Regions from separate parts of the Homo sapiens genome. Here region 2 is linked to region 1. Evidence: chromatin contacts called from ENCODE Hi-C or POLR2A ChIA-PET data. All regions are on one chromosome and are shown on one strand. The core of a region is the stretch at or near the end of the contact, and the rest is flanking DNA. Distances in the headings are between cores, read along the strand shown. Region 1 overlaps KPNB1 (karyopherin subunit beta 1). Region 2 holds the start of ATP5MC1 (ATP synthase membrane subunit c locus 1).

What was found. A loop is a pair of places that touch in the nucleus more often than their neighbours do. ChIA-PET counts read pairs that join two places held with the same protein, here RNA polymerase II (POLR2A). Pooled maps may share reads with other maps.
Region 2: a loop to region 1 is called in a pooled map, with 8 times the contacts of the local background. The contact joins the promoter of ATP5MC1 here to the enhancer-like site in region 1. A Hi-C loop is called at or near these places in 2 of 50 pooled maps. POLR2A ChIA-PET finds 5 or more read pairs at or near these places in 2 of 52 experiments (GM10248 and WTC11).

What each region holds. Positions count from the first base shown.
Region 1 is chr17:47,657,948-47,663,054 of GRCh38, reverse strand. It overlaps KPNB1 (karyopherin subunit beta 1), which reads right to left. Exons shown (of 22, transcript NM_002265.6): 5 at 4,395-4,547; 6 at 1,877-1,936. Among named protein-coding and RNA genes, the nearest start is that of KPNB1, 11 kb to the right of the region's middle. RefSeq lists an enhancer at 2,748-2,897. Within about 2 kb of position 2,719, at least 7 of the 41 ENCODE cell types and tissues checked have a DNase peak (open chromatin) inside an H3K27ac peak, as active enhancers do.
Region 2 is chr17:48,890,318-48,895,424 of GRCh38, reverse strand. It overlaps ATP5MC1 (ATP synthase membrane subunit c locus 1), which reads right to left and starts at 2,638. Exons shown (of 5, transcript NM_005175.3): 1 at 2,515-2,638; 2 at 1,969-2,016; 3 at 976-1,053; 4 at 91-269. The coding sequence starts at 2,007. LOC105371814 (a long non-coding RNA gene) reads left to right here. Exons shown (of 4, transcript NR_135674.1): 2 at 2,748-3,178. RefSeq lists enhancers at 1,836-1,885, 1,926-2,035, 2,616-2,735, 2,746-3,205, 2,843-3,822.

The DNA of each region.
Region 1 (5,107 bases), core at 1,470-3,969:
ATAACAACGCAATCTGACAAAGTTAGATTCACTCAAATGGGCCAATAATCCTAAGGATTAATTGAGGTAAATATGGGATACGTTATCATTTCCCTAAAATTCATTCTCTCCCTTTAATTCCCTCATTATCTGTTCCTTTATTTTCCCATTTTGTCTCTCTTTTTCGGGGAAGGGACAGAGTTCCGCTCCTGTTGCCCAGGCTGGAGTGCAGTGGCATGATCTTGGCTCACTGCAACCTCTGCCTCCCCGATTCAAGCAATTCTCGTGCCTCAGCCTTCCAAGTAGCTGGGACTACAGGTGCCCGCCACCATGCCCGGCTAATTTTTTGTATTTTTAGTAGAGACGGGGTTTTGCTATGTTGACCAGGCTCATCTCGAACTCCTGAGCTCAGACAATCCACTCACCTCGGCCACCTAAAGTGCTAGGATTAAAGGTGTGAGCCACTGCGCCCGGCCATTTTTCTCTTTTTTTTTTTTTTGAGACAGTCTTCTTGCTCTGTCGCCCTGGTGCAAGTATAGTGGCCATGATCACGGCTCACTGCAGCCTCAACCACCAGGCTCAAGCAATCCTCCCACTTCAGCCTCCCACGTAGCTAGGACTACAGGCTCGCCCCATCACGCACAGCTAATCTTTGTGGACATGGAGTTTCGCCATGTTGCCCAGACTGGTCTCCAACTCCTGGGCTCAAGTGATCCTCTGGCCTCGGTCTCCCAAAGTGCTGGTATTATAGGTGTGAGCCACCACAGCCAGTCCTTTTTTTTTTTGAGATGGAGTCTCCCAGGCTGGAGTGCAGTGGTGTGATCTCAGCTCACTACAACCTCCGCCTCCCGGGTTCAAGCAATTCTCCTGCCTCAGCCTCCTGAGTAGCTGGATTACAGACATGCGCCTGTAAAGTGTTGGGATTACAGGCGTAAGCCACCGCGCCTGGCCTCAGTCTTTTTTTTTGCATTAAAGGTGCGTGTGGAACCCATGGTACGGCTAAATTCACTAATACTATTCAGACTGAAGATATTACTTCTATCTTCTTGAAGGGTCAGGTTTTGGGTATAGCAATAGCAAAGCTGCTTTAATGGCTACAGGGGAAAACAATCACTTGAATAACCTATGGCAATAAAGTAGCAAAGCTGATCAAAAACCTTTTCTCCCTTAACTGTTTGTGTATATATATTTTTTAGTAGAAATGGCTTGAATAACCTACGGCAATGAAGTAGCGAAGCTGATCGAAAACCTTTTCTCCCTTAACTGTTTATTTGTGTATACATATTTTTTAGTAGAGATGGTGTCACTATGTTGCCCAGTTTGGTCTCCAACTCCTGACCTCAGTGATCCTCCTGCTTTGGCCTCCCAAATTGCTGGGATTATAGTGTGAGCCACCACACTGGCACCTTAAACCTTTTTTAAGAGGATGGCAACTTCCATGACAATTCTTCCCTCTTCTCTAATGTTTTTATTAATTATCATTATTATTTTTTGAGATGGAGTCTGTTTGCAGTGGCATGATCTTGGCTCACTGCAACCTCCACCTCCCAGGTTCAAGCGATTCTTGTACCTCAGCCTCCCCAGCAGCTGGGACTACAGGCACGTGCCACCACACCCAGCTAATTTTTTTTTATTTTTAGTAGAGACAGGGTTTCACCATGTTGGCCAGACTGGTATGAAACTCCTAACCTCAGGTGAACTGCCTGCCATGGCCTCCCTAAGTGCTGGGATTACAGGTGTGAGCCACCATGCCCAGCCAGAATATTAATTATTAGTAACAATATTAATCAAACCTTATTGCTGAAGTCAACTGATTCCCAGTATTTCAAACTTATATTAGATTTGACATTTCCTAAGAAAGATGTAAGACAGATTTTTCATATAACCTCACACTTACCCTCGTATCTGGACACTGTGTGGCTTCACAGACCACCTGCATAATAAAGTGCCTTTCAGACTGTAGGAGGAATAAAAATAAAGAGAATTAGGAGAGCATAACCTGTACGTAGGAAGATTTCCAGACTCCCTCTACAAGGAAAACCTCTCACTCCCCCTCAGGGCCCCACACAGCCCTGCCTGGTACAATCAAGCCACTCTCCCTTGAGATGGTACAGCACTATAAAGGCTATAAAGAGTTTACCTTCGGTGTCTGCTATGTGACTTGCCCTCCAATGAGGTCCCTAATCTTTTAATCTCCAAAATGACCACTAACAAAGACTTCAGGGAGGAAACAGAAAAATGTAGGTCACAAGTTTTAAATAAAAATGGTTAAAAGATAAAAATTTACATGTAGGAAAATCAGTTTCCTTATATAAGAGAATTCAAAACATCTGCTTTATTTCAGAGACCAAATTTGTTTTCTGAGAGGTAGCAAATTCACATCAAATGTGGTGAGAAAAGGGAGAATGAACTTTATGTGCTACCCTCCTAAATCTTCCAAAATCTATTAAGGAAAAATCCAGTTTTCTAATCAATTAGAATTGCCATTTGCTCTGGGGTTTCAGACCTTTCCAAAGTCAAGAAATGGTAAAAACCCAGCTGAAGTGTCAACAAACATATATACAGAAATACTTTCAGACCATGACCCTGGCAATTTTACTTGTCGGTATTTACCCTAAAGAACTGAAAGCAGAGTCTCAAAGATACACATGCATGCCCATGTTCATAGCAGCATTACCCACAATAGCCAAAAGGTGGATGCAAACCAAATGGCCATGGATGGAAGACTAGATAAACAAAATGTGGCATATACATATAATGGAATATTAATCACCCTTAAAAAGCCAATTTTGACAAATGCTACCCCTTAGATGAATCTCGAGGACATCATACTAAGTAAAACAAACCAGTCGCAAAAAGACAAATATGATTCCACTTACGTAAGGTATTTCGTTAGAGTAGTAAAATACATAGAAACTGAAAGTAAAATGGTCGTTACCAGTGGCTGAGAAAGGGGGAAATGAGGAGTTGTTGTTCAGTATGTACAGTTTCAGTTTTGCAAGATGAAAAAGTTCTGGAGATTGTTTCCACAGCAATGTGAATCTACTTAACTAACTATACATTTAAAAATGATTTAAGATGGTAAATTTTATGTTATTCATTGCATTTTCAGCCAAAATGTTTACATATATATTATACATACACATACATATACATATATATATATTTTTTTTTTTTGGAGACAGAGTCTTGCACTGTTGCCCAGGCTGAAGTACAGTGGTGAAATCTTGAGCCTTGAACTCCCAGGCTCAAGTGATCCTCCCACCTCAGCTTCCCAAGTAGCTGGGATTACAGGCATGTGCCAAAGCACCTGGCTATATATCCTGTTTCTTAAAAACACCTTCCTAAGGTGGTATGAAACAGACCAATTGCTATAATTTTTATTTATTTCATTTTTCATTATTTTTTTTCCATTATAAGCCCTGTAAACACAAGAGCTCACAAAACTGGTTAACAACTCAGTTGTTCTTCTCCACAGAAATTTTTTTAGAGACAGGGTTTTGTTACGTTGCACAGGCTAGTCTCAAACTCCTGGCTTCAAGTGATCCTCTTGCCTTGGTGGCCCAAAGTGTTGGGATTACTGGATGTGAGCCCCAGCACCCGGCCTCCACAAAATCTTTAGTACAAGGCAAAAGATTCACACAATCTTAAAAGAAACCAAAGTAAACCAACATATATAGTACATACCATAATTTCTTTCTTTTATTTTTTTTATTTTTTATTTTTTTTGAGACAGTCTTGCTCTGTCGCCCAGGCTGGAATACAGTGCTGCAATCTCGGCTCACTGCAACCTCTGCCTCCCAGGTTCAAGTGATTCTCCTGCCTCAGCCTCCTGAGTAGCTGGGATTACAGGCGCACGCCACCACACCCGGCTAATTTTTTTGTATTTTTAGTAGAGATGGGGTTTCACCATGTTCGTCAGGCTGGTCTCAAACTCCTGACCTGATGATCCACCCGCCTCAGCCTCCCAAAGTGCTGGGATTACAGGCTTAAGCCACATCGCCCAGCCTATTCCTTTCTTTTTTTTAAGGGACGATATCTGACTTTGTTGCCCAGGCTGGCCTTGAATAACTGGACTCAAGCAATCCTCCCGCCTTAGCCTCTGAAGTAGCTGGAGTACCAGTATGCACCACCATGCCCTATAATTTAAAAAAACCCAACAACATTCCACACTTTGGACTGCAAAAGGAAAAACCTAAGCTTAGAAACACTTTATTTCCAAAAGCATGATGAGAAACGGCAAACACTCCATGGGGATATCTCACACAATACGAACTCGACTAAACTGGAAACAAATACTTTTAAGTAGGTGGTACTTTCTAAACCATAAACTTAAGAAAACAAAACAAAAAACTTTCATTCAACTCTTTCATCCCTTACTGTCTGAATCTATACCTTATTGTCAAAAAACTTACCTCTTTATCAAAGTTTGCTTTGGTGAACTCCAATGAGTTCAGGAGTGCATTCGTAGCAGCTAGCTTCACATTATTACTAGGCTCTTCTTTCCTCATCCCCTGGATTATGGCAGTCAGAATCTCATTGGATTTATCTTGTAGCTGCTCTGGGTCCTGTAACAAGCAGAGAAGTGCAATGAATATACAGTCAGCCCTCTGCAGCCATGGGTTCCACATCTGTGGATTCAAACAACTATGGATTGAAAATATTTAGAGGAAAAAAAATGGATGGTTGCATCTGTACTGCACCAAAAGGTGCATGTACACCTTTTTTTCTTGTCATCATTCCCTTAATACAGTATACCAACTATTAATATAGCATTTACATTGAATTAGGTATTGTAAGTATTCTAGAGATGATTTAAAGTATATGGGAGGATGTGCATAGGTTATATGCAAATACTACACCATTTTATGTAACAGACTTGAACATCTGAGGATTTTGGTACCTGAGGAGGGTGCTGGAATCAATCCCCTCCAAAAGACTGCCATAAGGAGCTTCACGACAGAAGCAGTCCTTCTTCTGTTCTTAAGAGACAGGGTCTGTATTGCCCAGACTAAAGTGCAGTGGCTATTCACAGGCACTACCACAATGCACTGAACCCTCAAATTCCTGGGTTCAAGTGATCCTCCCACCTCAGCTTCCCAAGCAGCTGGGACTACAGGTGTAAGCC
Region 2 (5,107 bases), core at 1,389-3,888, 1.2 Mb before region 1:
GAAGGCTCCTGAAGGGAGCTCCTCCAGCTGAGGCTTCCCCAAACGGGGTGGAATTTACAGTGGGAGATGCTGTAGACCACCCAAACTTACCTGGCATAGCCAATGATCAAGCTGCCAAACACGGTTCCAATGCCAGCCCCTGAACCAGCCACACCAACTGTGGCTGCCCCAGCACCAATAAACTTGGCTGCTGTGTCAATGTCCCGGGAGACAACACTGGTCTGGAACTCCCGTCTGGCCACCTGGAGTGGGAAGTTGCTGTAGGAAGGCTAGAAAGAGAAGCAAGGCAGGCGAGATAGCAGAGAGATAGTATGGCATAAGGACAGGTGGCTGACTCTACCTCCTTCACCCCACCCACCTGAGCTCTGAAACTGTTGGCAAACTGCCTGGTAAATGCAGAATACTCTGATTGCAGAGTATGCTGGGAATTAGTCTTAGAGTCTGTTGTCAGACAGCAGACAGGACTAGGGAAATTTCATGGGTTAGGCACACCTCACTTTTATAAGTTTCTTACCTACAAGGCTTACCTTGGGGGACTTAGAACTATTAAAGCATACAGATTCTCCAACTCTCCTCCCACTTTGGTCTAAAGGCAACTTAAGCTGAAGGACCCCTGTCTGGGAACATTCCTTGATTTAAAAAAAATTAATTAATGGGTTTTTATGAGTCAGGGTCTTGCTCTGTCACCCAGTCTGGAGTGCAGTGGCATAGTCACAGCAGTCTCGACCTCTGGGATTAACCAATCCTCTCATCTCAGCCCTGGAGTAACTGGGACTACAGCCACATGCCACCACACATGGCTAATTTTTTTATTTTTTTTGTAGAGATGGGGTTTCACTGTGTTGCCCAGGCTGGTCTTGAACAACTGGGCTCAAGTGATCCTCTCGCCTCAGCCTCTCAAAGAGCTGGGATTACAGGTGTGAGCCACCATCCTGGGCCTTGGGAACATTCCTAAGAGAGCTATTCCTCCCTTACCTGTTTAGATGAATTCACTGGGCTATTCAAGAAGGAGGCAGACACAGGCCTGATTAGACCCCTGGTACAACAGCGGATCTGTAAAATCAGAAAGCCACATCCTACCAAATCAGTCAAGGAAAAAAAATCCTAATTGCTGAGCTGTCAAAAATGACTACAGATTTCATAAACAGAATAAGTTCAATGTATTTCAAGGTCAATTTATTCCTGTTCCTATCAGATAGGCCTGCCCCAGAGACAGCTGTCTCAATAGCTTGATATAGTCAGCAGTGGCAACCTTCACCATTCAAAACCAAACCAAAGTTCACTTCTTTGGGCACAGCTTTAATCAGCTTCTCAGAATGGAACAAGAACCCACACTAATACCAAAGCAGGTACAGGAAAGGTTTATACCCAGATCACCAAGTAATCAGATGGGGGAAATTTTATTCTGCTAAAATACACTCACAGCTACACACCCTAAATGGAGTGGGCCAGTCAGCCCCGGAAACCGACTGGAATAGCCATCCAAGGAGAGCCATCTGTAACATGGCTTTTTTGAAATAATTTTTAGTGCAGTGGTTCTCAAACTTGGCTGCACGGTGGAATCATCTGGAGAAGTCTTAAAAGATACAGATGCCTGGGTTCCACCCCCATTCCCAAAGTCTGATGCAAATGGTCTAAGGTGCAGCCTAGGCATCAGGATTTTAAAAAGTTCCCTGGATGATTCTAACGTGCAGCCACTGTTGAAAACCACTGTTTTAGTGGGCTGTCTCTATGGCCAGGACAGACTGGGGATAAAAATCAAATCCAGACTCTCTGACCACATTCCAAAGCCAAGATAGCTTGGTTCACAGGCCCAGATAAACAGGGGTTACCTTCATCACATCCTACAGCCACCTCAAAGAGCCTACATCATCAGGACGCCAAGCTCCCCTGGGTTCATTCATTAAACACTGATGGCGTCCACACCATACACCTGGTACTACAGAGCACTGCGGCGCGGCACCTTACCAGAGCTGGAGAAATGAATAATGCCCCGGCGGTCTGCATTTTTTCAGTCTGCAGAGGGGGAAAAAATAGTAATAATAATCCCACTGAGACCCTGGTTGTTTGCTTATAATGACGACCTTTGGTCGTCCCCTTCACCCCCGTCCGTCCTCCCTAGACCACGCTCTTCCTTGCACCGTGCCCCAGCTGAGGAGGGCATTAGAGGTCAGAGGGACAGAGCAGTGGGTCTTCAAAGCAAAGTCATGGAGATCGGAAGTCAAGGAAATGTGCCCAAGCCCCAGGAAGGAAATGTTGCGAAAGGGAATGGTCTCTCGGGAAGACTGGAGGCGGATACTGGGCAGGTGTCGCGCAGGATCCTGCCCATCTTACACAGCAGTCCCCGACCCGCCCCAGCCGAGGCAGTCAATCGTTCATTACCGTTGGTAATTAACATTCATTGATAAGGCCATATCTAGATTGCCATAGCCTCTCCCAGCACTGGGGGGAAATACCCCTCCACACTGCCCAGCCCACAACCCTGCCTATTGCTGGCTCCCGGCCCCAAGTCACCTGCACTCCTACTACCCTGCAACCCCTGCTTGGCCCACAGCGCTCGCCCGGCTCAAGGTGACAGACTCACCTCCCAGCTTTAGCCCTTGGTCTCAGCGCTCAGCTTCCCCCACCCACGTGTCCTGGACCTTCTCCATTCTCATTGGCCGTAATATCCCCGCGTCCCCATTGGTTGACGTCATCGATTCCCCACTCTTATTGGCTTTCCGCAGCTGCTTCCTCTCCCTCCACAGGAGCTTCGTGGCAATTCCCGCCTCCATGCGGATAGAGGCGGGGCTTTCCTACGAGATCTGGATTACGATTGGCCGATCCCTGAAACGCTCGACCATAGAGTTGGCGGGACTCAGAGGTTCCATAACCTCGCGCACAAGATGGCGACCAAGGTGTACGCTGAAGAAAAAGGCGTGGGAGAGATGACGGGACGTGTGACGCAGTCAGACACATGACTTTGGCCCCGAGCCTTCATTCGGGCGCTTGGGCCACGGGGCGCGTTGCATGTTGGGATTGGTAGTTGCGCTGAGGGGGGGGGCCCAAGGACAGCTGAGATCCCGCGAGATATTCTAGGCCGGGAGAGCCGATGCCTTTGCAGTAATTCCCACCGTGGAGGTTTGTGGAAAGACCGCTTTCCATGGAGAGTAAAGGCCGGCTGGAAAGTCCCCAAGCGGTGAGCGCAGTTTTGTGGACCTCAGCCGGTGTTCAGCAGTCATGGACTATCATCCAGATGGCTTTCTAAAACATTTGTTGGGCCGGGTGCAGTGGCTCACGCCTGTAATCCCAGCACTTTGGGAGGCCGAGGCGGGCGGATCACCTGAGGTCAGGAGTTCGAGATCAGCCTGACCAGCATGGTGAAACCCCGTCTCTACTAAGAATACAAAAATTAGCCGGGCATGGTGGTGGCGCGTGCCTGTAATCCCAGCTACTTGGGAGGCTGAGGCAGGAGAATCGCTTGAACCCGGGAGGCCGAGGTTGCAGGGAGCCGAGATCGCGCCACTGCACTCCAGCCTGGGCAACTGAGCAGGATTCCGTCTCGGGGGAAAAAACAAACAAAAAAATTGTTTATTTTGTAAAAACAACACTGAAAGAATGAAATAATATCCCTATAGAAAAACGAGCAAAGGATAGGAACAGGCAATTCAGTAAGGAAGAAATATGAATTGCAGGAACGAATGTCAGCCTTCCTAATCAAAGAAATATAAGTTTAAACGCTCCGCTTAGTACTGCTCAAAACAGCAGAGTTCTTTTTATTAATGTGAGCCACACGCTCTCCTATATTGCTGGTGAGAGGATGAATTAGAAAACCTTCCTTGAAAGCAGTTTGGCAATATTTATTTTTATTCAAAGGCTGTGAATGGGCCATCCTCTTTGACCCAGTAATTCTTGAGTAACTAAGAGCCTTTAAGCTCTCCATCCACTTTTCATCCAGTAATATCACTTCTAGGAATTTATTTTGAAGAATCAGAAATGCAGATTCTTTTAAAAAGATGTGCATTTGCAGAGTTTGTCGAAATTGGAAACAAGTAAATGTTCCACTGACAGTAAAAGGTGAAATAAGTTATGATATTTTCACTTGATGAAATAAGCAGAAATAAAACAGGAAATAAAATCATGTGTTTTTTTTGAGACGGAGTCTCGCTCTGTTGCCAAGCTGGAGTGCAGCGGCGCTATCTCGGCTCACTGCAAGCTCCGCCTCCCGGGTTCACGCCATTCTCCTGCCTCAGCCTCCGGAGTAGCTGGGACTATAGGCGCCCGCCACCACGCCCGGCTAATTTTTTGTATTTTTAGTAGAGACGGGGTTTCACCGTGTTAGCCGGGATGGTCTCGATCTCCTGACCTCGTGATCCGCCCGCCTCAGCCTCCCAAAGTGTTGGGATTACAGGCGTGAGCCAGCGCGCCCGGCCATGTTTTTGAAGAATATTTTATTTTTATTATTATTATTTTTTGAGACGGAGTCTCACTCTGTTTCACACACTGTAGTGCGGTGGTGCGGTCTCTGCTCACTGCAACCTTTGCCTCCCCGGTTCAAGCAATTCTCCTGCCTCAGCCTCCCAAGTAGCTGGGATTACAGGCGCGCACCACCATGCCCGGCTAATTTTTGTATTTTTAGTAGAGAAGGGGTTTCACCATGTTGGTCAGGCTGGTCTTGAATTCCTGACCTCAAGTGATCTGCTCGCCTTGGCCTTCTAAAGTGCTGGGATTGCAGGCATGAGCCACTGCGCCTGGCCTTGAAGAAGATTTTATATTGAGAAATATTTTATAATGCAAAACTATGCATAGAATTGTGAAAAAATATGCATGGAAAAAGAATGAAAAAAATGTTGAAAATTAATAGTGAATTCTAGAGGGTGTAATAAATTGATTTATATTTTTATGAGTATGGGTACTTTATAATAGAAACATATTTTAAAAATTACACTAATCTGGCAATTCACAAGTCTGGACTCTTAAGAAAACTTTTTTTTTTTTAATAATTTTTTTGTTTTTAGAAACAGGGTCTCACTCTGTTGCCCAGGCTGGAGTGCAGTGGTGCAATCATCCCTCACTATTATAGCCTTAATCTCCTGGGCTCAAGTAACCCTCCCTCCTCACTCTCCCA